Linked DNA regions of Mus musculus: region 2 is linked to region 1. Evidence: chromatin loops called from intact Hi-C (ENCODE). Cell type or tissue: heart. All regions are shown on one strand. Each heading gives the region's core, and the rest is flanking DNA. Links, peaks and the distances in the headings are about the cores only. Region 1 overlaps Rb1 (RB transcriptional corepressor 1). Region 2 overlaps Rcbtb2 (regulator of chromosome condensation (RCC1) and BTB (POZ) domain containing protein 2).

What was found. A loop is a pair of places that touch in the nucleus more often than their neighbours do. Peaks named below come from ENCODE experiments on the same cell type or tissue, not always from the same donor. Only the 100,000 strongest peaks of a DNase experiment are listed, where the experiment ranks them.
Region 2: it touches region 1 in a loop (1.9-fold over the local background); 3 of 42 quality-filtered maps call a loop at or near these places.

Annotation. Positions count from the first base shown.
Region 1 is chr14:73,268,555-73,284,491 of GRCm38, reverse strand. Rb1 (RB transcriptional corepressor 1) reads left to right here. Exons shown (of 27, transcript NM_009029.3): 7 at 1,514-1,624; 8 at 4,228-4,370; 9 at 6,001-6,078; 10 at 10,746-10,855; 11 at 11,782-11,859; 12 at 15,294-15,381. Among named protein-coding and RNA genes, the nearest start is that of Lpar6, 39 kb to the right of the region's middle. In heart, for the core only: a CTCF peak has its summit at 3,262 (motif pointing right); no DNase peak of the experiment used is centred there.
Region 2 is chr14:73,169,739-73,185,675 of GRCm38, reverse strand. It overlaps Rcbtb2 (regulator of chromosome condensation (RCC1) and BTB (POZ) domain containing protein 2), which reads right to left. Exons shown (of 15, transcript NM_001170694.1): 11 at 11,763-11,953; 12 at 11,160-11,286; 13 at 8,542-8,681; 14 at 7,113-7,243; 15 at 1,621-3,217. The coding sequence ends at 3,077. Among named protein-coding and RNA genes, the nearest start is that of Gm52109, 11 kb to the right of the region's middle. In heart, for the core only: no CTCF peak of the experiment used is centred there; a DNase peak (open chromatin) is centred at 6,375; H3K27ac peaks cover 1,080 bases.

The DNA of each region.
Region 1 (15,937 bases), core at 2,524-10,523:
TCACATATTTGGCAGTTTCAATATTAATTGTCATTATTACAAGCTTAGCAGGTACCCAGAAGAGAGAAAGTGAATCAGTCAAGCTTTTCCTTTATTTTAAAATGTATTTATTTTTATCTTCTATGTGTATGAGTGTTTTGCTTGCATATATGTATCTGTATTATGCCAGGTACCTGTGGAGGGAGGCCAGAGACGGCATTAGATTTCCTGATATAGGAATAACAGACACTTGGTACTAGGAGCCTAACCTAGTTAGGCTAACCTGGATCAGCTGCAAGAACAGCAAGTGCTATTAACCATGAGCAATCTCTCTGGCCCCTACACTTCTGTCTTTAAAAAAAAAAAGAGCAAGGGAATGAGAGAGAGGGGGAGAGAGAGAAAGAGCCACAAGAAAATATGCACTTATATTTTTAAATAATTTATGTTTGTATATAAATACCTATCATGCATTTATTTTATAAGCCTTGTAGTTTTGTGTGTGTGTGTGTGTGTGTGTGTGTATATATATATATATATATATATATGTATATATATATATATATATAGCATAAACTGTTAGGATGTTATATTCTGAGTTTGTTGTTTCTTGATGGTTTTGGCTACTGTAATATTTTATAGGGGGTTAAACTGAGCATATGAGATATTTTATAAGTATTTTAAATAAAAGACAAGCATGCATTGTGCTTCAGCATGGTTTCTGGAAAATGTGAGTTTTGCAAGTCATACCAAGATAGGAAGTAAATTTTACAAAAAACAGTGCCAGTTGATTTTAATAAGAATTAATTATTGGGGGTTGGAGAGATGGCTCAGCAGTTAAGAACACTGACTAGGGGCTGGTGAGATGTCTCAGTGGGTAAGAGCACCCGACTGCTCTTCCGAAGGTTCTGAGTTCAATTTCCAGCAACCACATGGTGGCTCACAACTATCTGTTATTGGTATCTGATGCCCTCTTCTGGTGTGTCTGAATAGAGCAGTAGTGTACTCATATACATTAAATAAATAAATAAATCACTTTAAAAAAAAGAATAATCATTATAATCCTTAATCTTAAAATCCAGAGGGTAGATTAATACTACCTAATTTTGTAACTTCATTTATGTTTTAAATCTCACTTTTATTTTGTTTTTATAAAAAAGAGAAAAGTCTTTATTGTGGCTGTAGCGATTAGCAAATGAATGAGCATATGAATATATTACTACCCACATTTTTTTTATCTAATTTAAAGGTACCAGTCTCTAACTTTTCTTTAAAGTGGGACTCTTGAGGCCAGTGAAATGGCTTTGCATGTAAGGCACCTGCCATCAGCCTGGCAACCCGAGTTTGTCATGGGACCCACGGAGTAAAAGAGCACCGGCTCCTGCAGGTTGTTCTCTGGTTACCACATGTGCATTGTGGTACATGCATACATACATGCATGTGCTTACAAACATATGTGCATGCACATACAGGTAGCTAAAGAAATAATAGATAAATATAGTTAAAAAATTTTAAATGTGCATCTTTTTTATTTTAGGAGAAGTATTACAGATGGAAGATGACCTGGTAATCTCATTTCAGCTAATGTTGTGTGTAGTTGACTATTTTATTAAGTTCTCACCTCCTGCACTACTCAGAGAGCCATACAGTAAGTATTGTAAACAATACAGCGCTCCTCTCCTTTTCTTCAGCAGTTCCGTACTGACTGTCTATAGGACTGGTGTGGTCCTTAAACTGAAGGATGATGAAACATTATCAGGTGTGGACTCGGCCTTTGTTCTCAGCTCTGGTTTTCTGTGACAGAATCCAATGAGATGAACTTACTGAAAGAAGAGGTTGTTTTAGCTCACAGTGTGGGAGGTCCTATGAGGGCTCCATGACCCAGTGTAAGGGAATGCCAGTGTGGGGAGGTGGGAGTGGGTGAGACGGTGGGTGAGGGAGCACCTCATAGAAGCAAGGGGAGAGGGGATGGGATAGGGGGTTTCCGGAAGGGAAACCAGGAAAAGGGATAACATTTGAAATGTAAATAAAGAAAATATCCAATAAAAGAAAAAAAAGTAACTATTGCTGATCTAGTTAGATAACATTAAACAAATCTAAGTGTAAATAAATCAGTTTCTTGGAATAGAAATGTTTCTTTTTGTCACCACAAGAATAGGACTTTGAATCACTTTTATACTATAGAAATATAAACTAAACTAGGGACAAGCCGATTCCTAGCTGCTGGAATGATAGAAGTGCTATTAGTAGATAGCAGATCAAGACATCAAGTCTAAAGGTACTGTTGAAGAGGATGAAATGGTGAAGCCTAATTCATCTCTGTGAACAGTGACTTCCTGGGAAAACATAACCTGGAAAATTTTGAGAATTATTCAACATATTGTGCTTCTAGGACATGTAGCTTTCCTGTTCTGTCTCTTGCAGCCTTCTGTCCCTTTGTCTGCAAGGGCCCTTAAGCCGTAAGGACTCTAGAGTTTTGTAGGTTTGTCCATCGGGACTGGGCTTCACAGCCCTGCATTTTTGATTGGTTGTGATTTTCTGTAAAGGTCTCCATCTGTGATACAGAGAAGTTTCCTTGATAAGGAGTGAAGAGTACTTATCTGTGGTATAAGGACAAATGTTTATAGATTGTTACTAGGAATTATACTGGTCTAATAAAGTGGGGGTTGCAGGTTCTCCTCCAGTATCTGTAACATCACTAGCCCTTAGGTAGTTGGCTAGGTTTCAAGTACCAGGCATGGTTTCCTTATTGTTGAGTGGGTCTTAAGTTCAATTAGAGAGCTGGGTAATAATGGTAGATGTGTTTTAGCTTTTGAGTATTCTCCACACTGATTTCTAGAGTGGCTAGACCATACTTAATCACCTGTAATCTTCTTAATAGCTGAGTCTACTAAGTAGTTGGTCAGCAACGTTCAAAATAATACAGGTTATTTAAGAAAATCACAATTTGTCATATTATGTTTATCTTTTATTTATTTTTTTTAAAGATCACACTTTGGAATTTTATTTTTATTGATATTATTTGTGTGTGAGGGGGTATGTGTCGTGTGGCTGAGTACAAGTAGAGGTCAGAGGACAACTTTTTAGTCAGTTCTCTGTTTTTCTGTTTGTGTGAGTCACAGAGATCAAACTCAGGGCATCAGACATGGGTGGCAGTGGCCTTTATTCATGGATTCCTCTTGCTATGTACTTACATTTTATATTAGATCTGTTTTTTGTTTGTTTGTTTGTTTTTAAACATATGTACTGGTGTTTTGCCAGCATGCATGCTTGCCTGGTGCCTATGAGGCCAGAAGAGGGCATCCTATCCCCTGGAACTAAACAGATAATTATGGATTCTGGCAATTAATCCTGGGTACTCCAACAGAGCAGCCAGTATTCCTAACCACCGAGCCATTTCTCCAGTCCCCTACAGCACAAGTGGGAGGATTATGTCTGGGCCTGTGTGTAAAAATTAAAGGACAGATTCCAGGAGTCAGTTCTTTACTCCAGTGAATGGGTTCCAGGGATTGAACTAGGTTGTCAACCTTGATATCAAGTGTCTCTGCCACTGAGCAATCTCAGCAGCCTAGGAAATATTTTTGCTCATACATCCTGAGTAAAATACACTTACAAGTAACATAAATAATTTTTTGTCAGTCTTTCTCTGGGTTTATGGGATGTAGCTTTGGGGGAATGAGATTGGGAGTAAAAGAAAAATGTGAGTTGCAAAAATTTGTAGCAGCGTATACATCACAACAGATATTCAAGGGCAGTCTGTGGCTCAGTGATAGAGATTTGTGTAGCGTGCATAAAGACCCTGGATTTGATTGCCAGCACTGCAGAACAAGAGTGTCCCAATAATCATGAATTGATAAGTTAAAATTGTTATATAGTAAACCATAATAAGCAGAATAAAATTCTACCAGGATTATTTCAGACATCTTAGTTATAATTACAGTGTAGCATTATTTTATAATTTATCTAACTTTAATTATTTTGGAAATAGGACCTCATGTGGCCTAGGCTGGCTTTGACATCGCTGTGTAGACAGTGGTGGTACTGAATTTTGATTCTTCCTCCACCTCCCAAATGCTGGGATTACAGGTCTATACCAGCACTGCTGGACTATGTGGTGCTGGCAATGAACCCAGGGTTTCATGCTTTTCTAGGCAAGTTACTCTACCAGCTCAGTTACATCCACAGCCCAATTTCATTAATGGTCAATGTGGAATACACAATTGTTTTTATTCTAATTTACCATTTTTACAGAAACAGCTGCAATCCCCATTAATGGTTCACCTCGAACACCCAGAAGAGGTCAGAACAGGAGCGCTCGGATAGCAAAACAACTAGAAAATGATACGAGGATTATCGAGGTTCTCTGTAAAGAACACGAGTGTAATATAGATGAGGTAATTTCTCTTACACTTTATTTAAAACAGCTGAAGTAGATATATATGCTAAGTCTGCCTGTCAATATATACTTCTTGTGAGCATACTTTCTTTTTTTAAGTAGGACCACTTCTATTACATAGGAACAAAATTCTGGGAAAAAAACAGTTTCATACGTTCTTACTTTGCTTTTAAAGAGAATAGCTCCCTTCTGTCCTCACTGGATTGTAGCATGAAGATGATAGTTTTCAAATGCATTATTCTTCTAGTCCATTGAATTTACTAGTATCCATAGTGTTTTCAAACACCCTGCCAAGAAACCTCAGTTTCTCACTTCCCTAAAGCTAAAGTCATCTAGCATTCATTTTCTGTTTAGTATTTTATGACTCTTTCCAAATACAATATCAGCTGTTAATAACTGCTGGGGAGAACTTAAACACATATAGTAATTATTTTCTTCAAGAATCTAGGCATTGAAAGGACTTTTACAGGTAATGTACCCACGTCCCTGTAGTAATGAGCAGGCATGTACCAGACACTGGTTGCTCATCACTCGCTGAACCTTTGATAGCGTTTAGGACATGTCTCCCAGGCTCTGTTCATCCAGTACATTCTTTCTCTCACAGTTTACTTATTGAAATTTTGTCTGTAATTCGTCATCAGATGTGTGAAGTGTTGCATCTTTGGAATTCTGACAACTCTGGGAAGGAGTAAGCCCCTGTTTCCAGTACTGACTAAAGCAGTGCTAGAGCCATTTCCAGCTGTGCTCTACCACGGTGCTTCTTGCTAATTTATGAATTTCTGTATCTGTATAGGTGTATTGCATTTACATAGTAACCCAGGTGTTCACTTTCCCTCTTTCTACGGTCACAAGTTACGCATGCAAATAAGCTGACAAATGTCGTACAAGTAGCTCTGTCTCAATCCTGCTGTTTAGTCATAAGGGAACAAATAGTAGTAAATACATTTTCTATTTCCCTGGCTTTTTGTAATTACTTAAAATTAATTTTATTTTGCATATTAGAATAAATACGTTTTTCACCTTAAGGAATTTATTCTTAGAATTTAGAATCTTTACATATTTAATATTCAAGCATAGCTAATAAAAACTAATATTTTAATTGATACTTGATAGCATTTGTGGATATATAACTAGTGGCTAATTTTAATAATTGATTACTAAATATCTTAGGTAAGTGTGAACAAATTAGGAAACAAAAATAGTGAGTGCTTCCTAGACTTAATTCCTGTGTTAATTCTTATTTGTTAGAAAAAAGAAGTGGGAAAAAAAGTTAGATTAAGAAAAGCAATTGGTTAAAAATTCTATAGCACATTGCACTTGTAGAGCAACCAGTAATCTAAATATGTTTTATAAATGTCATTTTAAAATGTTGGTTTCAATGTCTCCTCATGCCATTAATCCCATTTCATTAACAGTTTTCCACTTAAACTCTGTTTTATGAAATCATTATTAAAAAGTAAACGATCGAATCAGTTATAAGTTAGTATCATTACTTTGAATGCAATGTAAGTGGCAGGTAGCACTGCTAATGTGAGGGTTACTAGGACTAGATTTTATTTTGTTTTAAATTATATCATCATATTACTGGATAATTTTAGATTTATATATTCAAATGTTGTATTTTTCAGGTGAAAAATGTTTATTTCAAAAATTTTATCCCTTTTATAAATTCACTTGGAATTGTATCATCTAATGGACTTCCAGAGGTAATTTGAAAAAAAATTCAGTTAAAACTAGTATGGTTTGTTTGAGACTTTGGGGGAATGGAATAATTGTTTACAATTCTTAAAATCAATTTACTATATGTCAGTTGTTTATTTCTCAAGGAAAACTAAGCTGAGTAGAGCTGTAAAGACAGCTTTTCTGTGGTGACAAAGGTTGTAAAGATGTACATTCAGATGTATAAGTTACCATAGTTTGTCAGAAGACACAGAATTAGAAAGCTGGACAGCTGGTTCTTTTACCTGGCTTGGTAATTCTATTTAGGAGTTTACTTAATGCTTGTTATGTGTTCAATGTGTGCAAGTGCTGTGCTAGGTCACGTGGTACAGAGATGAGCCTTCATTCACTGTCCTTAAAAGTGCTAGTGGGAGGGAGGGAAGAGGGCAGATGTGGGATGGGGGTGTGGTGAAGGGGAAAATGGGAAGTGGGATATCATTTGAGGTGTAAACGAATGGAATGGATAACTAAAAAAAAAAGTGCTAGTGGGGGAGGCAGACGTTTAAGTTAGAGGCTAGCCTATGTGCTCCCTCCCTCTTCCCCTCCCTAACAAAACAAAACCTCCGTGAAATGAAGAGTTTATTCTTTGAAAAGATAAGCAAGATTGATAAACCTTGAGCCAAATGGACCAGAAGAAAGACCCAAAACTTAATAAAATTAGGTGTTGAAAAGGAAACAAATACCAATGAAAAACAGGATCATTAGAGCACCATTCAAAACTAATATTCAAGCCAGGCAGTGGTGGCACATGCCTTTAATCCCAGCACTTGGGAGGCAGAGGCAGGTGGATTTCTGAGTTCAAGGCCAGCCTGGTCCACAGAGTGAGTTCCAGGACAGCCAGGGCCATACAGAGAAACCCTGTCTCGGAAAAAACAAACAAACAAACAAACAAACAAACAAACAAACACACCTAATATTCAAGTAAAATGGAAACTCTAGGAAAAAAAGTGGATAAATTTCAGGATATACATGGCTTAGAAAAGTAGAGCAAGAGTATATAAACAGAACTGTTAGAGTGATATTGGGAAGGTAATGAGTCTCTTCACTAGAAAAGCTCAGGTCCAGGTGGACTCACTGCTGACTTCAACACCGTTCCTCACTATTCCATGACCCAGCAAAGGAAGGAATGCCACCAGAACCGAAACAAAATGACAACCCACAGCTTCTTCCCAGGCCATCCTAGGGAAACTGCACGCAGAAGACGGAAGTTAGATCCTAGTTCTCATCCCATGAAGGTCAAATAGCTGTATCAACATTCTCAATGTAAACAGAAACTAACACTGCTACAGAAAACCATAGGCAGAATGCTTTAAAGTAGATACACTATCTTCTGAGAAAAATGAAAGATTACAGTTGCTCAGCAATCGAATGAAACTAAAAGGCACTGCATGAAATTGAATGAACAAACAGCCTATGGAATGAGAGGAATTCTTTGGAAGCTATCAATCTTTGTATATCATATATATATAATGGGAATGTAATTAGTCTAGTCTTGATGGAATCAATAATGAAGTTCTGAAAAAAACTAAAATAGGACTACTAAATGACCCACCTGTATCCCTTCTGGGTGTATGTTCCAGAGATGTTATGACAGTATACCATAAATATCCTTGTATAGCCACGCTTATTGCTGCTCTAGCTATAATAGCTAATTTACAAAATCAGTCTAGATGTCTCTTCAGGAAATGGATAAAGAAAATATGATATTTATACACGGAGTTTTTTAAGCCTTTGGAGAATGAAGGCATTTATGCTGTTTATGGGAAAATGCATATACCTTGAGATCATAATATTAAGTAAAATAATATAAACTCAGAAATGTGCAGATTATAGCATATCAGTGATTAATTCTGAGTTACCAATAATACAACAGTGTCACATTAAAGAAAGAAAAGTACTTCTTGGAGTTGTTTAACCAAGAAAGAGTCCAGATTTGACTTCTCTACCTGACACTCATTGTGTCTTCTGTACTGTCTACTGTGCATCTGAATCCGTGCCTGCCTAAAGGCTGTCCTTGTGTCTGTCTGTTTCAATGTCTGTGATTGTGTATGTCTGTTGTTTGAGCTGTGTGTGTTTGTGTGAGAGTGTTTTTCCCCAACAAAGAGCTTTGTTCTGTTTATTGAACAGCATAGAACACATCGCATGGGGGAAGAATGGGATACTTCAAAGAAATCTTTAGAAGTTTAAGCAAGGGATTAATTCACTGGCTCCAACTGATTGCAGCCAACCCGGATAACAAAGACCTTTTTTTTTTTTTCTTTTTTCTTTTTTAATCAAGCAGTATCCATAAAGGGTTGTTTTGAAATGTTGTCACGGATTTTAGGAAGGTTTTCTTCAGCTCCTGCTTTTGCAGCTTTCAGTAAATTAAATGCGTGCATTATCTAGGTCAGAGGCACGGAAGTGCATGCAATTTAAAATTGCAGCTATGCATTACCTTAGGTTGTAAAAATTGATTAGGTGGGAAATTCAAGGCAGGTAAGGTTGGTGGTTGGTTACATTGTTGTCTTAAAGGTAGGTTAAGCAAACAGTCTGAGTACACAGTATCTTAGTCTTAATTTGTAAGTGGCCTCAAGGTATATTAATAACTTTGGCTGTGAGGTACAGCAAAAATTCCAGTCTCTTAGAATATAGTAGATAGTTTAAGAATATTGCATCACCACAGAGAAAAACAAATACCTTATGTTTGCTCTAATCTGTGGATTCTAGATTTTACATAGATGCAGAAAACCCTGAAGTTCATTATGACAGGAGAGCAGCAGAAGACTTGGGGAAGGGAAGAAAGAGTATGGGAGGGTTTGTACGGCCAGAGTACTAATGCTCTTGAAAGACATGATGAAAACTATATACAATAATAACACACCAAACAAAAGCAGAACAAACAAACAGAAAACCCAGAGATAACAAAGAATCTCCAAGAGTCTGACGGAAGTATGTATGGGTTCTTGTTTCCTGCGGAGGACTTTCCCATCCAAACTGGGGCAGGTGAATTTCCTGGAACACTGTTTTAAGGTGGTGTGATTTCTGAGCTGAGCATGCTCTATGCAAGATGGCTTTTCAAGTGACTGAATTTGGTCACTTCAAAGGCTCAGTGGTATGTTGTAGTAGAACCTCTTCAATAAACTGCAAAGTTTCTTACAAGATTGATAGAAGAGTGGTCCACTACTGACCTGGGAAAGCAAGAAGGGACTGGTCTTTTTTGTCTTTCGTTTGTTTGTTTGTTTGTTTTGTCCTTGTTTTTTGATACAGGGTCTCTCTATGTAGCTATGGCTCACTCTGTAGACCTGGCTGGCTGTGAACTCAGAGATTGCCTTCTTCTGCCTTCCAAGTGCTGGGATTAAAGGCGTGAGCCGGCACCACTTGTCTGGGACCTGGACTTTTAATAGTCTTATTCCTACCTTAGTCATTAGAAACCCGCTGTTCTCAACTCTACAGAGTATCCTAAATAAAGGGTTGGTTTCAATGGGTACCTTAAGAGAAACTCGACATTTTCAGTATTGCACATATAATTGTCAGTCAGATTGTGCTTCTCTAAGGTAGGGCAGGAGTGGTGACTAATCTTAGCCATGGATTAGTCACCACTCTGCCCAGTATATTTATGTAGGAAAAAACACACAATTTGCATTCTTCTACCTTTTTTTCTTTATAATGCAGTTTTTGTTACCTCAAGATTAAGCATTTTTTAAAAAGATTTATTTATTTATTATATGTAAGTACACTGTAGTTGACTTCAGACACACCAGAAGAGGGCATCAGATCCCATTACAGATGGTTGTGAGCCACCATGTGGTTGCTGGGATTTGAACTCAGGACCTTCAGCAGAGCAATCAGTGCCCTTAACCACTGAGCCATCTCTCTAGCCCAAGATTAAGCATTGAATTTGAAAGTCCCAGAAAGGGCAAGGGAATGTGGGTCAGTGGTAGAGTACATGTCAAATATCCTGGGTTCTGTCCCCAGCACTGGAACAACAACAAACCAAACTAGGCAGGGAACACTAAAGGGCTCAAGTAGTAGTGGAATGTGTGTTTAGTATGTACAGGACTCTTGGTTTTTCCCTACCACTAGAAGGAAGGGGGAGAAAAATCACAGCAAATCATGGTTATAGTAAGAGCCCTTAATGATTTGTTATTTTTTTTTTAACACTGATATGACCACAAGTGAAAGGTTCTACTCAGAACACAAAAGTATTTTAGAAGGTTGTCTAAAATTACCTTCATACTCTGCATACAATAATATGTCTTTCTGACATAATTTTATTTTGTACTTAGATGTTGTCATTCAGACATCTCATTTTTATATGCCAGTATTACAAAATTTTAAAAAATTTAAAATATTAAATGCTTTTGGTTCTAAACATGTTGGGTAGGAAATGGTCAACCTGTGATGACTTTTTTTGTGTTCAGCACTATTTTGTGCCATTGATGACCCTCATCTAGCTAAAATTCTAATAAGTGAAATGTATATGTAAAATAGTAAAAAAATAAATAAATAAAGTTTATGTGTAATGTTCTGTTCTAGACCGATCTTACTTTGAATCTGGACTCAGTATGTTTTAAAATTAAATGTACATAGTATAAAAGTTCCTTAATGAAGTCTACTTATGTATTCTAAAAGACATAACACAAAAAGGAATAACTGCCAATTTCTTTCTTTTGAGGTTGAAAGTCTTTCTAAACGCTATGAAGAAGTTTATCTTAAAAACAAAGATTTAGATGCAAGACTGTTTTTGGATCATGATAAAACACTTCAGACTGATCCTATAGACAGGTATTGCAATGACATAATGTTTATATATTGGTATGCTTTTTATTTGGATTAATAATTACTCAGATATGTTATGTAGATTTTCACTAACTTATAAATCTTTTAACATCTTTTGTAGCAGGTTATTTTCAAAAGTCTTTGTCTAGTGCAAAGGTAGTTCTTTAAACATACAATTAATAACAAACAGAGATTTAGTGTAAAGTATTTCTTAAGCCAATTTTCTGATTTTGTGTTTGTTTGTTTGTTTGGTCATCTAGATAAGTTTTAAATGTGTACCAAAAGAAAATGGTTGAATTAATTAGTTTACTCAAGAGTTTCCTCTTTCATTCCATTCTTTTTTATATGCTGTTGCTTAATTGATATTTCAAACAATTTTAAGAAAATATCCTCTTGACTTACCATGTAGAGATTTCTAAAATAGGAAATGGCTGAGAGTAATTACAGTTTTTAACTGTTCACATATAAAGCTAATTTGACTCTTTAAGAAGAATTACTTTACTATGAAATTAAAACATATAATTTAGAAGTTAAACACAGTAAAATGTTTCTAGCTCTATCTAAGTAGAAATGAAATCTTTGGACAGCATAGCGCACTGGAAAATGGGTTCTGCATTGTTTTAAGATCTCACGAAGCTTAGCCATGAACACCACCAGCCAGAAATCAGCTTCCACTTTCCAGAAAGCTGTGCCCTGTGGTTGGTGCACGATTTTCTGTAAACCATGAAGGAGAGCCATGCTGAAGAACGGTGGTGACAAAAAAATCATACAGGCAGCACTTATTTCATAGTACTTACCATATAGTGAACATTCGTGTGATGCTCTCAACAACAGGAATTAATTATTGTTATTGATTATTAAGTAATAACTGCTTTTTGGTGCATAAACACAAATTGTAAATTTCAGTATGAGTTACTTTACGTATCATTTAGTTTTGAAACAGAGAGAACGCCACGAAAAAACAACCCTGATGAAGAGGCAAACGTGGTTACTCCACACACTCCAGTTAGGTATGCCTTTTCCTGGGTCCAGTTTTCATAATTGTTCATTCAGACTGTGTTAGTGTTTCAGACTTGCTCTTTGTTGGACTTTGTATTTGCACAGCATGTAACAAATGTGTATGGAGGACTGTTTTGTCGATTTATGACTTGCTTATGTTACATATATAACTTGGTTGTTTTTATGTATAAGAAACATAACTTTAAAAGTATGTCTCACTCAGAAAGGAGAAGCATCAGTGTTTAATGTTGCATAGCCTAGGTTACTTCATGTCCCTTCTTCACTGCTATCCCACTTTGGTTCTAATGGTCAGATCCAGCTGAGGGCTCCACATGCTTTCCCCCGTTTCTGTCCACCCTCACCTTTGTGCAGGTCAGCTCTCTCCTTCTTGAATTTGTTTAGTATCTAACTGATCGTGTCATTCATTTCTTACCACTGTAGCTTTCTCCTACCAATAAATCTGTTTTCCACAGAGCCTGGAAATAATAGTCTGTGAATGTAAATTAAATTGTGTGTGACTGCTGCTTAAACCCTTTGATTGCTTCTACTTGCATTTAGAATACAAAGCGTATTCCTTAACAATCCCTAAGACCTTACATGACCTGTTTTCCGTTGCCTAGCCAACCTCGTTTTGTTCTTGATTACTCTGTGTTGGCCACACACTGGTCTTTTTCCAGTTTTTGAATTGTCAAAGCTCTTTTGTACTTGAGAGCCTTCATACTTGGCATTTTTTTCTTGAAATTCTTCTTTCTGTGGACTGCCATCTGCTCTTCCTTTATGTTCACGATATAACTGTAAATCCATTTACATATTTACGTGTTTTTCACTAATACCAACAATAGCCTTTAAGTTGCTTTCCATATGGACCATGGGTTTTTATTCACAGTTTTAGTAATTAAGACCTGTCATGGTGCTTGGTACCTTGCAAGCAAGCAGTGAGACCTATCAGCTACAGTAGGTATGTGAACAGGCTCGTTTTAGTAACACAAAGTGTATGGAATTTGTCTCAAGTGAATTTTACCAAGAGGTAATATTATATAAAGAGGCACTGAAATGTGGCACAGCATAATGGATCTGGGGACTACTAGCTGCTCTGTACTAATTGTAAGATGGGGCATAAACTGCAGGAATGGAAAGCAGGTATTGACTAGTATGCCATCCTCACTTTACCTAGTGCAATGGTGTGGTCTGTGTTTTAAATGGATGATAAACACAAGGAAAGATAAACATAGATTTGATTTCTCAGAGAAGTTTTTGTTTGTTTGTTTTCCTGGTGATCAAATTCAAGGCTTTGCACATGCTAAGCAGGTGCTCTATCATTGAGCTACACCCCAGCCCAGACTTTAGTTTTACAGCTTTACCTATCAGTGGCTCATGGAGGAAAAGTGAAGACAGACAGGTTAGAAATAGGACTGTCAGTGCAACTTAGTGCTTAGACCACAGTGCGCAGGAGAATAACCTGAGGATTCTTTTCCTGTCCATGCCTCGTGAGTGGGAATCTCTACACTGACCTTTTGGAGTAGTTCAGCTGAGGCATGCCAAAGGACTGGACCAAGTGAATAGTGGTAGGAATGAAGGACCAGGGACAGGTGTGACAAATGTGATGCTTTCATGTTTCACAGAGCAATATTAACAGGATGTGTGCAGATTCTAGTAAGCAGAGGGACACAGAGCACCCACAGATTGGGGATTACCCGTTAGAAACGTGAGAACACATGGATCTGCCCAAAGCCAGCAGGCATGAAAGCAAGAAGGGAAGGCTTGACCCGTGAGGAATGCAGTCAGAAGAACCAGATAATACAGGTTAGGCTACAATTAGCTGATAAGGCTTGGAGCCTAGAGCGGAAAGCCAAGAATCTGAGGGAAGGTACCAGTGTCAAGAAAAAATAAGTGCTTTGAGTCAGTTGCTTCAAAGAAGTCTGCAGTTTTGTTTTTAGTACTTGGTCATTTGTGGCATTAGTCATTGTGACTTAAATTAATCTCTAGTAACTATAAAAATGTAGTATGTGAAATATGAAGTATAGAGAAACCTGCGAATATGGCATGTTTTGTATTATATTTAATCAGCCTTTCATCTCTAAATGGTTTGTGGTTCTTTGCAGTCCATACGATGTCTCAAAAGCAAAGCTACAACACCAATCTTTACTATGTTCTATAAACACAAGTGTATGTCTGCATGCAAAGTTATAGAACTGTGGAGGTCCTGAGAAACTGGCAAATTTTATGCTTTAGCAATAGTGACTTTTAAAACTATCACTCTCTTCAGACACCCCAGAAGAGGGCATCGGACCTCATTATAGATGGTTGTGAGCCACCATGTGGTCACTGGGAACTGAACTCAGGACTTCTGGAAGAGCAGCCAGTGCTCTTAACTGCTGAGCCATCTCTCCAGCCCCAGCAATAGTGACTTTTATGGTTACTCAAGACCTTACTCTCCTCCCTTGAAGGAGTAATGAAGGCTCTTTTAATTCTTCACATGAGTTTCTAAGTATCTTACTGTCTTTATTTCAAAGTGTATAAAATTTAAGGACAGACATAGTGATCCTTTGTTTAATCTCCAGATTTGGGAGGCTGGATCAAGAGGGTTGTTGCAAGCTTGAGGCTAGCCTATACTACACAGTGAAGTCTTGGAGAGTGGGGTATTAACATTTCATTGTAATAGTTTCTTGAAAGAACAGTATTTTGATGCCAGTTATGTATCCATATAATATGAAAATATAAGGTATATTTTCTGGAAAACATCATTAGTTTGACAGGTAATTCTCTATTGATACTAATGGTACTTAGTTTTATTAGTAAGTGTATCAGTTCTGCAATTATACTTAATGATACTACTTTTCTAAAAGACTTAAGTAATCTGTAATTTTTAAACTATACATGGTAAGTGGATTTTATTTTATTTAGAACTTATTCAAGATACATGGAATACATGGTATGTTAAGAGATATGCTTAATAGGATGCCTTTACTAGTGTTTCCATTTTTCATAATTGTTTTGGCTATCCTGAGTCTTTTGGATCACCACATGAATTTTAAGATTATCATTCTAACTTCTGCAAAGAAGTGCATTGGGGTTTTGATGAGGATTCCATTGGATCTAGAGATGGCTTTTGGGAGGATAGTTTTATTCATAAGCCCATGCTCTCACTTCACCTAACTTGACAAAGGCCAAAATATACCCTGAAGAACAGACAGCATCTTCAACAAACACTACTGGTCACACGTAGAAAATGAAAGTAGTTCCATATCTTGTACCTTGCACAAAATTCTGGGGTGAGTTCCTCCTGCCTTTACTTCCTTCAGTGCACTGTGACTTAGGATGTGTAATGCAAATTACACCCACCCCCCAAAAAGGGATATGCTCAACTTATGTGATAGCTGTGTTTCCTTCTTCCTCGTTTTCTTTCTTAGTGGCTTAATGCTTCTTCCTCGGTTTTCTTCTCTAGGACTGTTATGAATACTATTCAACAATTAATGGTGATTTTAAATTCTGCAAGTGATCAGCCATCAGAAAATCTGATTTCCTACTTCAATGTAAGCCATATGTAAAATATCACTTGTGATATCTTATAAGAAAATTGAAGTTAGAAGCTAAAGTACTAAGTATATTTTAAAACACTTTTTTTTTAATCCAAAATGTACTTAATTTGGTATTTTATTTGTTGCTCTTTGAACTGCTCCAAATTTGATGGTTATTTTATTTAAATATTGTTAAGTTTTTCTTATGTTTGCTACTTTCCTTGCAACTGAGGCACTTCCCTCTAAGACACTCTCTTTTTCCCCTCCCTCCCTCCCCTCCCCTCCCCTCCCCCTTCGCTCCCCCTCCCCCTCTCCTTCCTTCCTTCCTTCCTTCCTTCCTTCCTTCCTTCCTTCCTTCCTTCCTTCCTTCCTTCCTCTCTCTCTTTCTCTCTCTCTTTTTGAAGCAGAATCTCACCATGTAGCCCTGGCTGGCCTAGAACTGGATGTGTAGATCAGTCTGGCCTTGAACTCATAGAGATCTCCCTGCCTCTGCTTCCCCAGTGCTGAGATTAAAACTATGCATCACCTCTTTTTTCACTCCCTTTTCCTTTTTTCCCATTCCTTTGTCTTC
Region 2 (15,937 bases), core at 3,134-11,133, 99 kb after region 1:
GAATCTTAAGATGCAAATACATGCCTTTAATCCAAACCTTGATTTGGGAAGACATACCCTTAAATATGGGCCATACCTTCTGCTAGAAATCTATATAAGGCAGAAGGAAACTGTTGCTCTTTGCCTACTTGCCCTTGTCTTGCTAGGACATCCATCCTTTCACTGGCATTGGAGCCTACCTCTTTGGGATTCCAGTATATACAGAAGACCAGCTAAGACATCCAGCCTTGTGGGACTGAGCAACTACTAGATTCTTGGACTTTCCATTCACAGCTAGCCATTGTTGGATTGGCTAGACTGCAGCCTATAAGCTATTTCAGTAAATCCCCTAAGTATCTATCTTTAATTTTTTTCAAAACCTATTTCTAATGAAGGTTCTTAAACACCTTAACCTCTCTTGTAGTTCACTGTGACTCACCAAAGGTAGTAGAAAAGAAAGGATACAGGGGAGGTGGACCTGTTTAGAATTGGTTCTTTGGAGCAACTCCCATCTGTGTTATCTGGAAATCAGCACTTTAGTTCACAGGTTAGCAGCGGCAGCTAGATCCACTTGCAGACACTTCATGGATACACCAGCAGTCCAGTTCAATAGAGTCAGGATAGCAAAGAAGAATCAGTAGCTGTGGCACTACCTAGCAGAGACAACCAGGGCTCAGCCTTGGCATGAGTCAGCAGCAGGAGAGACCAGCAGGAATGCCAGGAGTTGTTCTTGGTTATGCCTCTCTCAGGGAATCAAAGATCAGCGAAGACTGGAGACTAACAAGCATTGCACAGCAAGCACTCTATAAGCAAGCCAAGCTCAGCTTCCTCCACTGTCTGTAAAGTCCTTTTTATAATCCCTCCAAACATCACGTATCTTCTGCATGTCTTGCCTCAGTACATGTGTCTATCTCAGCTGACATCACTCTGTCAATCAGCCCAAGTCTGAGGAAGTGGCAACAAAAGTAGCAGCACATCACCTGATGTTTTTTTTGTTTGTTTGTTTGTTTTTTGGTTTTTTTTTTTTTTTTTTTTGGTGCACATGGAGTCCTGACAAATGCAGCTCAACTACAAAATGTAAGGAGGACCAATACCAATACATGCTTGTTAGTGACGAATCCTTCATGTGTCCTTTCATGTTTGCCTTAGCAGAACATCCTTTCTCCCGTGTTTGCTTCAGCTAAACATTCCTTCAGGAGTCTGCCTTAGCCTTTCACTTGTGTCCATTTCAGCTAAATGTTCCTTTATGTGTTTGCCCCAGCAGAACACTATCCAACTGACTTTCCAAAGAACCCTAAAGTTACCACTTCAATCCATCCATCCATCCATCCATCCATCCATCCATCCATCCTTCCTTCCATATCTATGGAGAGAGGGGATGGAGGGAGAGATTGACTCATTCCTAAGTTCTGTGACTGTGGAGAACTCTTAATACTGTAATTTTACCAATAAACACCAAGGCAATAAAATTAATAACTGGCCTTTAAAAAATAGGAACCATTTATATCTTAGAGTCAACTTTGCTATAAGACATCTGAATATCTGCTTTTAATAAGTACAGATCATAAAAGGGATTTTTATCCACCTGTGAGACAAAAGTTTGATACTTTGATTTTGTTACTCAACAATTTAAGAAGGCAGTTTGTTCTATCAAGTTCTTTATTATCAAATAATTATACATGAGAATAAGATTTCTATTTTCAAAAAGATTTCCTTAACATAGTATCATATTGTGAGACACTTGGTGGAATCCAGTGCTACATTTTGTTCAGTTTGTTTCTCTTTTGCTACACAATGGCTTGTTTTGGTCTAGAAACTCATTTCTCCATCACAATGCTACCCATGAAATGTGTTCCTTTCTATCTAGTATTTACTAGTGCCTGGTTAAGAAACCAAAGCTAGCTACAAGAAAAACCTATAATCAATCTTATATAGAGAGACCCTCAATATAAAGAAAAGCAAAGGGCTTTATGCAATTACATAAGGCATAGGATTCCAGAAGTAACATTCAAAGTTAATGTTTTATTTTCAACAATGCCATTATGAGAAGTTAATGCAGAAAGTAGAAAATCAAAAGTAGCCCTTGGGCCTTTGACAACGTAGTTGCTAAGGCATTTTATGAATGCTAATATGCTCTAAATTAGCTACTGTTTCTCAGAATTACAAACTAAAAGAATATGAATATCAGTAATTACAGACTTCTAATTTTGTTTATTCCTTTTCCAACCTTCTAGCTGTTCTTGGGGCACCCTTATGATGGACAGTGAATTAACTGAGTGCCTTTTATATATAAGGTACTATGTTAGAGGCTAAAAATGTGGGCATGACAGCATTCCTTGTATAACTATGTATCAGCCAGCTGAATACTGAACCATTTCTCCAGATTAGCAAACTATCAATTCCCCACAGATATCTACCATAGGTGACTCAAAGGAAGAAATGGTAACTATAATGTTTATTTTTTAGATGATACTTCTTCTTTCTCAACTTCAACCTCTTCCAAAACCTCCCAACTTTCCAAAAAAGACAACTAGCCAACAAAAGTGACAACAAAACAAAAAGCACACACACACACACACACACACAAAACAGAGCCAAGAAAGCTGTTAGCGAGTTACTCATAAGCATTGGGCCTACCCTGAAAGAACAGGACACACAGGTATGAAATCAGAGACTGACAGCATGTAAGAGACCTGTACAAGCTCATACCAGACAGATCCCTGGTCAGAGAAAGGAGGTGAACACAGTCCCCACCAACCTACCCACAAAGCTATTTACAGTTGGCACGTGCTGGGAGAGGGAGACTCCCCACAAGAGTGGCACTGGTACACTTTCAGCTTCTATGTGGTATATCATACCCAGTTGGAGCCCTCAGTGCCTGCTACTGTAAATCTCGGGGTAGGCAGATAGAGAGAACTGACTACAGCCTTTTGACAGAAGACAAGAATCTGGCCAGATGTAGTTCTCATCAACACTGTTAGTTACAGAGAAGTTGTTCGTCAATGGCTTTTTTTGGTAATTACTATTTATTCATTTATTTATTTATCTTTGCTGGGGTGAAATGGGAAGGCTTAAGCATTCTTTTCCACATTCAGGATCAGTTCTTAAAGGCTCCAACTCTGCTGGCTTTGCTGATAAAGTTCTTTAGAAGATCGTGGTCCATTTCTGCAAAGCCTGACGTTTGTGTTACTACAGTCAGATGGTTGATGCAGAACCTGAAGCAGAACTCTTCTAAGTCCTAGGAACAATAACAACAGCTTGATGAGTTTATATTCCCAGTGCAGCCCAACAAGGCAAGAGAATTTCTCTCAGAAAAAGGATCAGATGACCAGAAGGAGGGAATGTTAGCGTGATACAGCTACAGCAATTATTAACAATTAGTCCATGTTTCTGAAAGTGTACATAACACAAGAGTCCAATGCAGCCAGGCCAAACGCCTAGCCTTTTCCTCCAAAAGAGGAACCTAAGCTAGGCATCCTCCAGCACCTTTTCCAGTCATTCCTTCCTCCCCTTTCAATGCTTGTTCACAGCACTGCCCTCCCCTGTGTTTTTAAATGCTTCTGCCTGTGAAGAGTTTATAGACAAAAGGACAACATGACAACTGCTAATGCCAGTAAGCCTGGGTCATTAACATCCTTATTTTTCTCTGCAGGACAATGGGTGGGATGGGTGGACTTCATCACATTCACCTTTGATAATCTTAACTAGGAGTAACTAAGCAGTAGACTGTGTGCTTAGTACAGGTGAAGCTCTGGGTTCAGTCTCCAGAGCCAAAGTAATTTTTACAGAATTACATATGTATCAATACAAATACATGTATTTATATAAAATCAGTGCTGAGGAATTGGCTTAAATCCTCGGGCAGAGTAGGCTTTCTAAGGGAGTGTTCTACACCCAGGTATGGTCTGACTCAGCACAAAGGTACCACCACCTGTTCATATTCAAAGTTTAAAATTCTGTCTCTGTTGTTGAAGCTATTTATAAAATATAAAGCTCCCAACAGTTCCCAAGAAATTATACATGTCCATTGCCTATTACAGTCTTTCCTCTAAATACATGTATGTAAACTCTAGCAAATGCTGAAGATGAATGCAGAAAAATAAACAGCCATGCCAACATGTACACGAACCCATAGGAGATTTCCCCTGTGAGAAAGAAAACTAGCTACACAAGGGAAATGTAATCATGCCATCCCATAACAGACTGGCAGGCTGCTGGAGTCTCAGTGGCAGTGGGACATTTCTGCCCCACATGAGCTCTTGAAGACAAAACGGAATAGTCATGTCCCTGCATGACAACAAGAATGTGCTGTCTGGATAAATGCCAAATACCCTGAGAGCCACTCAGTAGCAGACAGCATAAGAAAGTATACATGACAGAGTGGCACCGCTTAGGTTGAGTTCTACAGAATGTTGGAGGGATGCCCACCCACACCAGGACTGATGCTAAGGAGGTGGGGACATGAGCACTTCAGTGTCTTAGAGATCCAGAGTCAGGAGAATTGATAATGACTGGGAAACCAAATGTTCCTAAGAAACTACCACTTAGGTCTATCCTCCTTTGGTTTTTGGACTGGGAATTTCCCATAATTATTTTTAAAATGGAATTCAGAAAGAGTTCATGGGATTAAATAAATTGATATAGAGTAGAACTGACCTCCCAGAGAATTCTGACTGTATAAGACAAGCTCTTTATTATTTTTCTAACACTTTCTCTACTTAAATGCAATTGTTTTACACAGCCACCTTTTAATAAGAGCTCTTAGTTCTGTTCCCTGTTCATCCTTCTGGAACATGACTCATACGTCATCCAATACTTCCTCTTACCCTGACTATGCGAGCGAATGGGCCTCCTGCTTTACTCAGAGAGGCTCCATAAAGCCCTTCCCCTCACTTCTGCCTCTTGCTAGAAACCTGTGGACATTCCTCTTTGGGTATCATAGTGAATGGTCCATGATTAATATAAGGCCTACCTCCTGGCTCTACCATTAGGTCACACTGCCCCACCTATTTGAGGACCTGCACTAGCAACTGTCCCTATCAGCTTGCTTTTCAAGCTGTTGTCCTGTTTACACAAACATGCATTGATTATCTCAGCCGGCCCTTCAATCTGTTTCCCATTAAATCTGTAAGTAAAATTACCAGGAAAAGCTGTTTCTGGCTCCCCCATTGCCAGTTCCTCGCTTCCATTCTCTCAGGCCTTTCCGCAGGGCTCTACTGCAACAATGTAGCTTTCGTACTGGATCACAGCATGCAACCTGACTCACTAGAGCTTCAGCGTATTTAAGGATTTTTCTCAACTCCTGAAACACCTGTCCTGAATTGTGTATTTCTAAATATTTGAAATTTCACTTTTCATTCAACATTAAAAGTGGCTTTCCCATGGTACTTCTGTAGAGTCCTTTGCTAGTGTCCTCTTACAGCTCTCAGGACACTTCTCTCTACACTTCAGACTGGCTCACTGATGTCTTTTCTGCATGCTTCACAGACCCTTGAGACCAGATTCCTAGTGTGTCTCCTAAAATGCTGCTCCTAGTCGCCCTAGCCGACTGACTGGGTGCTCCTTGCCACGCTCCATCACACAGTAAGACTGTTCATCTCTTCAGTTACGCAGCCCAAAATTCTTGACATGAACGTTAATCTAGCCTTCCCCATCCCCATCCCACATCTAAGACATCAAGTATAGTTAGAATCCAAGCACTTTTCAACATTCCTATAGCCAACGACCTGGGTGGGGCTACCCTTACCACCTACTGGTGGACACAGCCACCTCACTGGACATTCCCTACTACCAGCCAGCCTACTCCATGTGGATACAGTTGCATGGTGTTTTGGTTTTGTTTAAATACTGAATGAAAAATGAAACTTCAAGTATTTAAAAATACAAGTTTTAAGAATTTAAAAATATATACAAGTTAGGCCTAGTGGTTCAGGCCTATTTTTCAAGACACTTAAGAGCCCAAGGGCAAGAAAATGGCAAGTTGGAAACCTGTCTGGGCTACAAAGTGTTCAAGGTTAAACCTGGACTAGTGAGATCTGCCTCAAAATAAACAAGACAGCTGGGGATCTAGCTCAGAGGTCAGCTCTTGCCTGGCTAGTACAAAGGTCTAAAATTCAATGTGTAGAACCACAAAACAAAGTTTTTAATAGAAAGTAAAGGAAGGCGGACTGAGCTCTGCCCTGGGGTGCTGGGGGCAGCCAGGCCCATGGACAGAACAGTCATATAGTCTGCTCCCTGCATTGTTTCCTCCGCAGACTTAGAATCCCCTACATAAGCATGTTACTGTTTACCAAAAAGGAAAAGGGCACTCCGTCTTTACCAGTCTCCCTCACTAATCTATTTTTTAAAGTCAGTGGGGAGGGAGGCTATCCTATGCCAAGAGGAAGCTGACTCCAAGCAGCTATGGCCTGTTTCCTACTGATTCAGCTCTAAATTAAGGCTCTTTCCTTTCTTTATCGTGACAATTCACAGCCACTGCAGAAAGTTCAGGAAGAGAGCAAGGAGAAGGAAATACAAACCACGTCTGATCGCCCCGTGCGAGTATGTGCTCTTTAAGGACAGAATCATCTCCTGCTTCTCTCATTCATTATGTTTGCCATTCGTTCTTTGGTTCATTTTTCTCCCAGTCAAACTGCCCATATTTTCTTTTCATTTTTTTCTATGAAGAACTTGCTTTATTGTATGTTATGAAAACATTTTCTCAATGTGTCATTTAACTTACTTGTGAATTTATGTGTGTGTGTGTGCTTGTCCATGGTGCATGTCACAGCACATGTATGGAGCTTGTCCATGGTGCATGTCACAGCACATGTATGGAGCTTGTCCATGGTGCATGTCACAGCACATGTATGGAGCTCGGGGACAATTTGGAGACAGTTCTCTCCTTCCATATGTGGGTCCTGAACTCACACTGTGAGGCTCGGCCTGAGAGTCATTTCATGCTTGATGTAGAAAGATTTTAATCACTGGAAATTAGGTCTCCTGGCCTTTCACAGTGTCTTCTTCTAATGTTCCTGAGACACGTTTGATGCCATTATAGTCACATAAGTTCTCTAAGACTTTATTTCTGTATGTTCCATTTTCATCTAGCTACACGTTACTTTTAGTGGCTCACTGGAAGATGCTTTTCTTACCTGGGCATCATACTTGACAGCAGCAGAGAGCAGAGCAATAGCATTCTCCTCACAGATTCCTTGCTTGATAGTTTGTTGACAGAGCTTTTTCAACCGAGTCTCACTGTAAAATGTAGCCAGATCTAGCAACCCTGATGGAAAGGAGAATGTATTGTGGGTGCGCTCTGAGCGCCTGACCATTGAGGTGCAGTGCTCAGAGGGCTGTGAAGGGCTTCCATCCGTCGGGCAAAATGAGCTCTGCAACTCTGAAGCCGCCTTCACAGCACCCCGGGAAGACAGCTGAGCTGAGCTGACACTGACAACGGATAGGAGTTAACATCAGAATGGCTTGAATAATTTTTCCTAGAAATGAAACAGGTTTGTGTTTCTCTGAATTCCCCTCTCCTGGGTCAGCAGAATCTTTGGAGGCCACGCCCACCAGCACACATGTTGTCACGGAATTAAAAAGAAAGCCGGTTGGGTTGGGAGTGGGCAGTGACACAGTGCACAAGCTCAGCAGGCCAAGCCTGCCTTCAGTTCCAGCACCAGATAACACAAAGGAATCCCCTGTCGTGGGCACATCTGCCTCCTGTCCTCCAACCCATCTTTCTGCCCCGCTTCGCTTCAGCATCACTCCTGGAGAGCAGTCTCTCAGAGAGCAGTCTCATTAGCTGTCGCTCTCACTTGCCACTGTCTGAAGCTGCCCCACGGTTGAGTCTTCCCACACATAAATGGGCTTCACTGTGCCAAATTCAAAGACTGATCTGGAGTCCTCTTATTCAATACTCACCCAGAGTGTACTGTGGGGACATACATGCTCTGACCCCGGGCACTCTGTTACTTGCTAATGTTTCTTTTCTCTTTAATCAGTGGCTCTTCTTTTGTTCTCTTGGCTAGGCTATTTTCCCTGGGCATGACCTGGTCTTCAACCCTCACATTCTTATTCATTGATTTCTCCAAATGAAAAAAAAAATCTATTACCTATATAATAGATTTCAGATTGTGAAATGTTTAACTGAGTTACCTAAAATGCCCACTTTCACAGCCGAGTGTAGCAGACATGGCCTTGATCTACTCTGGGGCAATGACAAAGAGATCTTCTAGGGCTCTGCATTCACAGACAAGATTCGCCATCTGCCCTTCCTTCCATGCTTGCCTGTGATGCTCCAGTGGTGATCGATGTTGACCTCTTACTAGAGCTACCCACTCAACCTTCATATGTAGTAGTGACAAGGGAAGTCTGCGTTCTGGGCCTGAGGGTGTAGCTCAGTGGCAGAGTCTGAGAAAAGGCAAATGCTACATCCAAGGACCAAAAAGAGAAAAGCGCAGGCTCAACATCACCAGAAGAGCTCCTGCAAACATCGCAGTGTCTGTCTCCTGGCCTGGAAAGAAGCCACCTTCCTAATTATTCAACATTTGCCAACTTGGTGGTAAGGTCTCTGATGATTACCTACTGCCTCCTCAGGAGATAGGCTGATGTTATCTGTGTATAGATACTCCAGGAAAGCTCGGAACACAGGATACGAAAACTCGCTCATTTCTACAATATCGTCTTCACTGTCTTCTAATGAAGAACGAAAATGTTCACACCTGAAAGAAGAAAGGAAGATCATAGCCCAGGTTCTAGACTGGAGTCAAGGGACTACCTGAGGACTTTCTCTTGAAGCTGTATACCTTTCCTGTTTGCTAGTCTGTCAAAACTTGGTCCCAGGGTAGCAATAATAGGAGGTGGTAGAACCTTTAAGAGGTAGGGTTAGAGAAGGGAACTTAGTGTGGGGTCTATCACTGGGGCAATGCACTGAAGGGGACTTATGGAGACCAAGCTCCTCTTTGACCCCTGATTTGTGACAGTAGTAGGGTGGTTCCAGTAGGCAGTTCCCACCAAGATATGGTGCTTTTCAGGAGGCCCCAAACAAAACCTCCAAATCAACCCCAAGCCAGGGTAAGCTTTCAAGCTGGAGTTACAGTTCAGCCGCACCAAGTAAGCAAATAACCTTTATGTCAGTTACTTATCTCAGGCATTTTCGTACAGGCACAGAACACTGCCAAAAACCTTGTCATTGCCTTGGCTCCTTGCTTTTCAATTGCCTAATCGGCAAGACTGCAAATGCAGCCTGCTGCTGCTGCTGCTGCTGCTGCTGCAGGTGGCCCAGGCATCTGACTCTACATTGCAGCCTACTGCTGCTGCTGTGGGCGGCCCAGCAGCTGACTTTACAATGCAGCCTGCTGGACTGGGGGAGACGGGGGATCTCTGGCCTCCTTCTCACACTGTCTTTACTGATAAGTATTGTTTTTATAACTGATTAATTATGTCTCTTTACTCCATTCTGTCTGAATTATGTCCCTAAAAGTTCCTAGTAACCGACAATGTGAACTTATGTGAAGACAGGCTCTTTACAAAAATCATCATAAGCCAAGTCACTGTGGTAGACCCCAAGGCAATCAGACAAAGGAGAAGCCTGGGACACAGGCAGACTCGGAGAATGCTACGTGTCATGCCTCAGAAAGAGGAAGATTGCCACAGACCACCACAAGCTCAAGTGTAGGCCTGGTTCTTCTCCCTGCCTCAGAGAAAACACCATACTGCTCATATGATAAAGTGCGTTGTCATGGTGTAGGCTGAGCGTGTTCAGTGTTTGCTCTGTCACAGTAAACTAAACCCCCATTTCCTTCGTGAAAGTAGAGGCTCCGTGGTGAGAGTGAACCAGGTGGCACTATGTGACCTTTCAGAATGGGAACTTGAGACCAAAATACCATATTGGGTTTCTGAGTCACGGAAAGAGGGTTTCAATATCTTTGACACAGTGGCAACACAGTCCCAGATCATCATGTTAGGAAGGAAAGAGGCAGGCAGGAAAGAAGAGATGCTATATAATTTCATACATATGAGCTTCTAGAACATGCGTAGTGTGTATGAAAGGAAAAAATCATTGGCTGCTCAGTATGGGACTTAGGATCTTTGGGGAAGGACAGATTTTTCTATCTGAAGGTAGGGTGGTGGCTTCATAGACTGTGACATGGAACAAAGATAAGGTGAATATCATGCACTGCTCACATAAATAAATGTAATTTATTTACATTTATAAATGTAAATGTAAGAAGTGTGATTTAAAACATTTTTGTGTTGGCATCACCCAGGTCCTTCTTGGTCTGGAAAAACCACTTTTTTTTTTCTCCAGCATGGCTGTATCCGAATCCAGCTGTGTTCAGGACTGTCTGTAGGGCTGTCTGCAGGGCTGTGTTCAGGGCTGTCTGCAGACCTGTGTTCAGGGCTATCTGCAGGGCTGTCTGCAGGCCTGTGTTCAGGGCTGTCTGCAGGGCTATCTACAGGGCTGTGTTCAGGGCTGTCTGCAGGGCTATCTGCAGGGCTGTGTTCAGAGCTATCTGCAGTGCTGTGTTCAGGACTGTCTGCAAGGCTGTGTTCAGGGCTGTGTTCAAGACTGTCTGCAGGGCTGTGTTCAGGGCTGTCTGCAGGGCTGTGTTCAGGGCTGCCTGCAGGGCTGTGTTCAGGGCTGTCTGCAGGGCTGTGTTCAGGGCTGTCTGCAGTGCTGTGTTCAGGGCTGTCTGCAGGGCTGTCTGCAGGGCTGTGTTCAGGCCCCAGGCAGTAAAGTTAAATCAGAGCATCTGGCTCTGTTCCAAGGGCAAAACTTATTTATTCAGCACTAAGCTACAGCCAGAACTTCCATGGCTTATTCCCTGAACAAACCCAGTACTTGTGGCCCACCTTGCCTTCCACATCTTGTCTCATTCCCCCACTCCTACCCCATTGACACTGTGTGCTTTAAGGGCACAAACAGCCTCATCAGAGCTGCCTCTTAATTACTCAAGTGTCTGGCACAGTTCCCTTACTCAAGAGTCAGGATATCTGAAGTGATTGATAAATGAATTAATTTCACTCCTCAAAAGAGACCAGCTCTTACGAATTATTTTAAACATCTATTTAGTGTGACATACACCCACAACAGCAGGCATGTAGAGGACATGAATGGGAGCCAGCTCTATCTGCCTACCCACCATCTGGGTCCCAGGGATCATTAGACACTCTTGCCCACAGAGGCCCACTCTTACCTAATTTTGAGAAGGACTTTGTGAGCATAAATGTATTTTCCATCAACCAGAAACTTGAGGTCTGCAGTGTCAGGGTTGTCAAACTCCCTCTTCAGAGACTCGGCCACAGTGAGGTGGTCGTCAGGTTCTAAGGGAAAGCAACACAGTGCTTCTGGGTTCAGTCATAGTTGAACATGACGGCAAGGAGGAGGCCCCTACTCGCTGGGCATTCCAGAAATGCTGAATCCCCCAAACAACTGACAGCTATACAAGGCTTTTGCCTCTGGGTATGGATTCACGCCTTTGAACATTCATTGTAAACTTGCCAAAGCCAAAAATGTTCCCAACTGTTTCACTAACTGAATCAGATTTAAGATGTCCGAATGTCTAGACTGTTTCTAGATATATTTTTTATCTGAAAGACAGCTTTCAGATTGAAAGCAATCAAATCAAATTACCTCTAATTAGTATTGTGTTAGTTTCCAATAGTTTTAGTTCCCCTCCCCAAGGGCTCCCAGAAAGAGGTTCATTAGATCCTGTACCCAAGTCCTAAGGTCGCACAGCAAAAGTACCTTCCTCTTCCTCGTTCTCAGAACTGTCCCAAGAGGGAAAGGACAAGCTTACCCACGGAGAGAAGGCGCCAGGTGACAGCCGGGGTGGCGAAGCAGGCAAACACGTCATCGGTGCAGCAGAAGTGAGTGTGGTGTGGAAGGATCACCGACTGGCCCCGGCACTGGCCCCACATGTACACGTGCCCACCTTGTGTCTTGGCAGCAGATGTGTGGGCAGAGTGACAGGCTGCAATCTCTATGATTCTAAATTCACAAGCAAATGCCACAGAGGCACATTAACAGGAGGACAAGAGCTGGCCTCTCCTTCCCCGAGTGCACTTGACTCAGACTGTGCCGACTAACTAGCTGACAGAGGTGGATAGGCCCAAGGAACAGAAAGAACAAAGCAAGACTTGGACAACTCACTTCCTAAACTTTCAGCCACCAAATGCTGGAACCATACTTTGGTGGCATTTATAACATGAGGATCTATTGATTACCAGTAGGTCTTAAAAATATATGCCATCTTACTTTGAGTTAAAAATGCAATGTTTAAGCTGGGCGTGGTGGCGCATGCCTTTAATCCCAGCACTTGGGAGGCAGAGGCAGGCAGATTTCTGAGTTCGAGGCCAGCCTGGTCTACAGAGTGAGTTTCAGGACTACACAGGGCTACACAGAGAAACCCTGTCTAGAAAAACAAACAAACAAACAAACAAACAAACATGCAATGTTTAACCCTTAAAAGCATTACTAACTAGATAAAGACATGGATCATCTTACCTGGGTCAATGCATAAAATCTCAAGGTAGGATGGGGTTCTATACATAAACTAGCTCAGCAGGAAAACTGCCCTGGGCTTGTCCCTGTCACCAAAACCAAACCATCAGGTACTTTACAAGGAGAGGGCTGAAAAGTCACCCTGGCTTCTGCTCTGTACAATGAACTCAATAGTTTGTTGTTTTAATGCCAGAGAGCAACCCTGGGACTTCTGCATGCTGACAGAATCTACTGAAGGGATTCCAGGCCTCCTGCATGCCAAGAGGATGCCTTACCCTGCTGGCTCCTGGCCTTCTGCACACTAAAAGGATGCGATATACTGAGTGGATCCCCATATGTGCTGGGCACAGTGTCTGGTACAGCAATCAGCACAGCAGGGCCTCCACTCTATGCTGCTCCTGCAAATCAGAACTTCCTGCTCTCTCTCTTCACGTCTATAATTGGGCAATCTCATGCCACAAGATGAAGTGGGCTAAGCCAAAGAAGGGTGTAAACAGAAGGAATGAAAGAAATAAGCAGAAACAGAGACTGTCAGTCGGTTCAACGAAACCGCAGGGAAATGAGTGACCAGCTGAGTGACCCTTTCTGTGTAAGGATTAAAACAGGGAACTTCAGTGTCACGCGATTTCAATAGGCCTGTTTGGGAAGTGTGGCTAGTGGACTAATCCTGATCCCTGAGGTTGGATAAATAACTCGTTTTCAGATCCATGACTGGAAATGTAGCATAAAAGATTCCACTTTGACTTTTAGCCTCATGGGTCAGGGCAAAGCCAGGACGTCTGGCAGTTTGGTTAACTCATCGCTGCACAGCTTTTAGTGAAATGCCTCTTACACAAGATTGTATTTGGGTCATGCACTTGGGTTGGCAGACCTTGTCTAATCTCTCCTAACGTTTGTGTGGTTGGATCAAGGAACTGACTCCCACAGCTGGTGCTCTGTGGAATGGCCCTGCACAATGAGAAAATGGCCCAAACGATCTGGTTTTCTAAGTATATGCTTTTCAGCAGATATGGAAACAGCCAATAAAATCCATCTACTAGAAGGAAAATGTGCCCACTGCTCCCACCTCACAGAAGACATAAGGGCCTCAGTGGCGGTCATCAGAGCATCCTGGTTTGGGCACAACACTAGCTCTGAGGCAAAAGTAGTCTGTATAAGCCATATCATTTATACTCTTATTATCAGTTTTATTATTTTGGTTTGGTTTGGTTTTTTTGAGACAGGGTTTCTCTGTGTAGCCCTGGTTGTCCTGGAACTTACTCTGTAGACCAGGCTGGCTTTGAACTCAGAAACCTGCCTGTCTCTGCCTCCGCCTCCGCCTCTGCCTCCCAAGTGCTGGGTTTAAAGGCATGTGCCACCACTGCCTGGCTTTATTGTATTTTTAAGGGGAAAAAAAAAACTCAAGGTAGGGAGAGAAAAATGCATAACTTATAGACAGGGTACAGGCTACCAAGCAGCCACTGTCCCAGAGGCAATGAAATGAGGTAGTCCCAAAGACTGAGGCATCAAGGGCAGCTTGTTCCATGACTAACATTATTCAAACAGGTGCTGCAGGGGCCAGACTGGGAGCTCGGCTTCCACCTGGAGAGAAGCAGCAAATGAGAGTATAGCAGTCTACCAGCTCTGCTGGGTAAGACAGCAGACCTGGGAGCTACTGGGACTGACAGACTTTGGATTTGTCAGAGGAGCACAGAGCCTGTGAGGCAGAGGAAAACCTATAGCCAAGCTACAGGCAGAGAGGCATAGTAAGACAGGAAAGAGGCACTGATAGGAGCTTCTATCTGGAACAGACAACTCAGTGTAGGGGCAAGTAAGCCATGGGCTTTGCTAGGAACCATGCTGTCTCTTACAACAAAGGCCCATGAGCGCAGTGTTGAGCTGATGTGACAGGTAAGTGGGAGAGAGCTCTGGACAAGGAGGTGAGGTAAGAAGACAGTGTTCTAAGGATAATGTGCATGACAGACAGCTGGGAGCTAGCTGGGAGGACCCAGGGCAGGACACTGCTTCAGCTAAGCCCCATCTTCAGGGTAACCTGGATGAACAGCCAAGGAGGAGTCAGACTCGGCCCTGCAATGAGAGCCCTGAACACTCTGGCCCTGCCGTACTGCATGGCTGAAGCCGTGCTGCAGTGAACTCCACATACAGAGAGCTAAGCAGCTAATAAAAGGGGGGGGGGTTGTTGCTGCTGCTTTGTTTTGTTAAGCACTCAGACATCTCAACTCTCACTAGCATTCTATGAGACAGAAAGACTAAGAATCTAATTCCCAGATGGAATTACATGGTTCTGTAACCACCCAGTGGACTACTAAAGACCTCAAGAGGCCACAGAATTATCAAAAATTCAAGGCTTGGCTAATTTTACATTATAATGAATTATAATATGCCTTTATGGGATCAACTTAAGGACACACGTGCCAAACCTTTTAAAAGCGTCTCGTTTGGTTGAGCAGAGAATCCAGTGTACATAGGTTTTATTTTTCTTTCTCTATGAACAGGCACTAACAACTATAGACTCACCTCCTGCCCCACCCATACAATCCCTCCCTAATTAGGCTTCGCTGGAAGGAGCCCCAGAAGAGTAAGAAGAAAGTCATGACCCATGAATGAGCCTTAGCCACTGGGAAGGGCAGGGAGGTATGGAACAAGTCCTAGCAGATTACACATTTCTTTCTTGCCACAGGCCTGCGACCGAGGCCTGCCTGACGCTGTGTAAGCTCAGAAGGACAATGCTGGGAAACTACAGAGAGCAGGATGGTCCTTTCAGAATATCCATCCTGCATTACCAAGTACACTTGTGTGGACACCAGCAAGCGCACAAGTGCACAGGAGAAACCCCAGGGTTTCTGTCAAGGATGCTGGGCAGGATGCTCAGAGCCCGGAAGCTACGGGCACCCCATCCTCCCCTTCATTGCTTCTCTGCTTCCTGTTCTCTCCTCCACTTTAGTGGCCCACAGTCTGCTCCAGAGTGAGCCAGTGGAAAGATGTGCTCTCATTCTTCATCAGAGAAAGCAGGGCAGTCCAAGCCAGTCTATTTGGAGATGCTAAGGTGAGTGCAGAAGCACCCTGGGGAAGGGCTGGTGAGTCACCTTTCTGTCCTTACTGCCTCCATGTGACCTTTAGCAACACTGCTCAGGCAGGGTACAAAGTGTCTACTGGCTGGCTGGCTGGCGGTCTAAGGCGTTGTTATAGTTACAGTCTTAAGCCATCCCTTCCGTTCTCATTGATCTCTTTGGAAACTACACCAGTTCAGCAATGAACTATCAGCCTCCACTATCTCTCCTGTTCCCCATTTAAGGAGTCAAAGGTCCTATTTTCAAACTCTTAACTTAAAAAGTCTCCTTTTACAGATCTATATAGGTTATATAAGATTGACCATGTTATTCCCAGGACTCAGAGGGAGGGAGCGTTGATGAAATGCCTGACAGTAGGGAGAGAGAACTTACAGGACATCAAGTGAGGGATGGGGTTGTC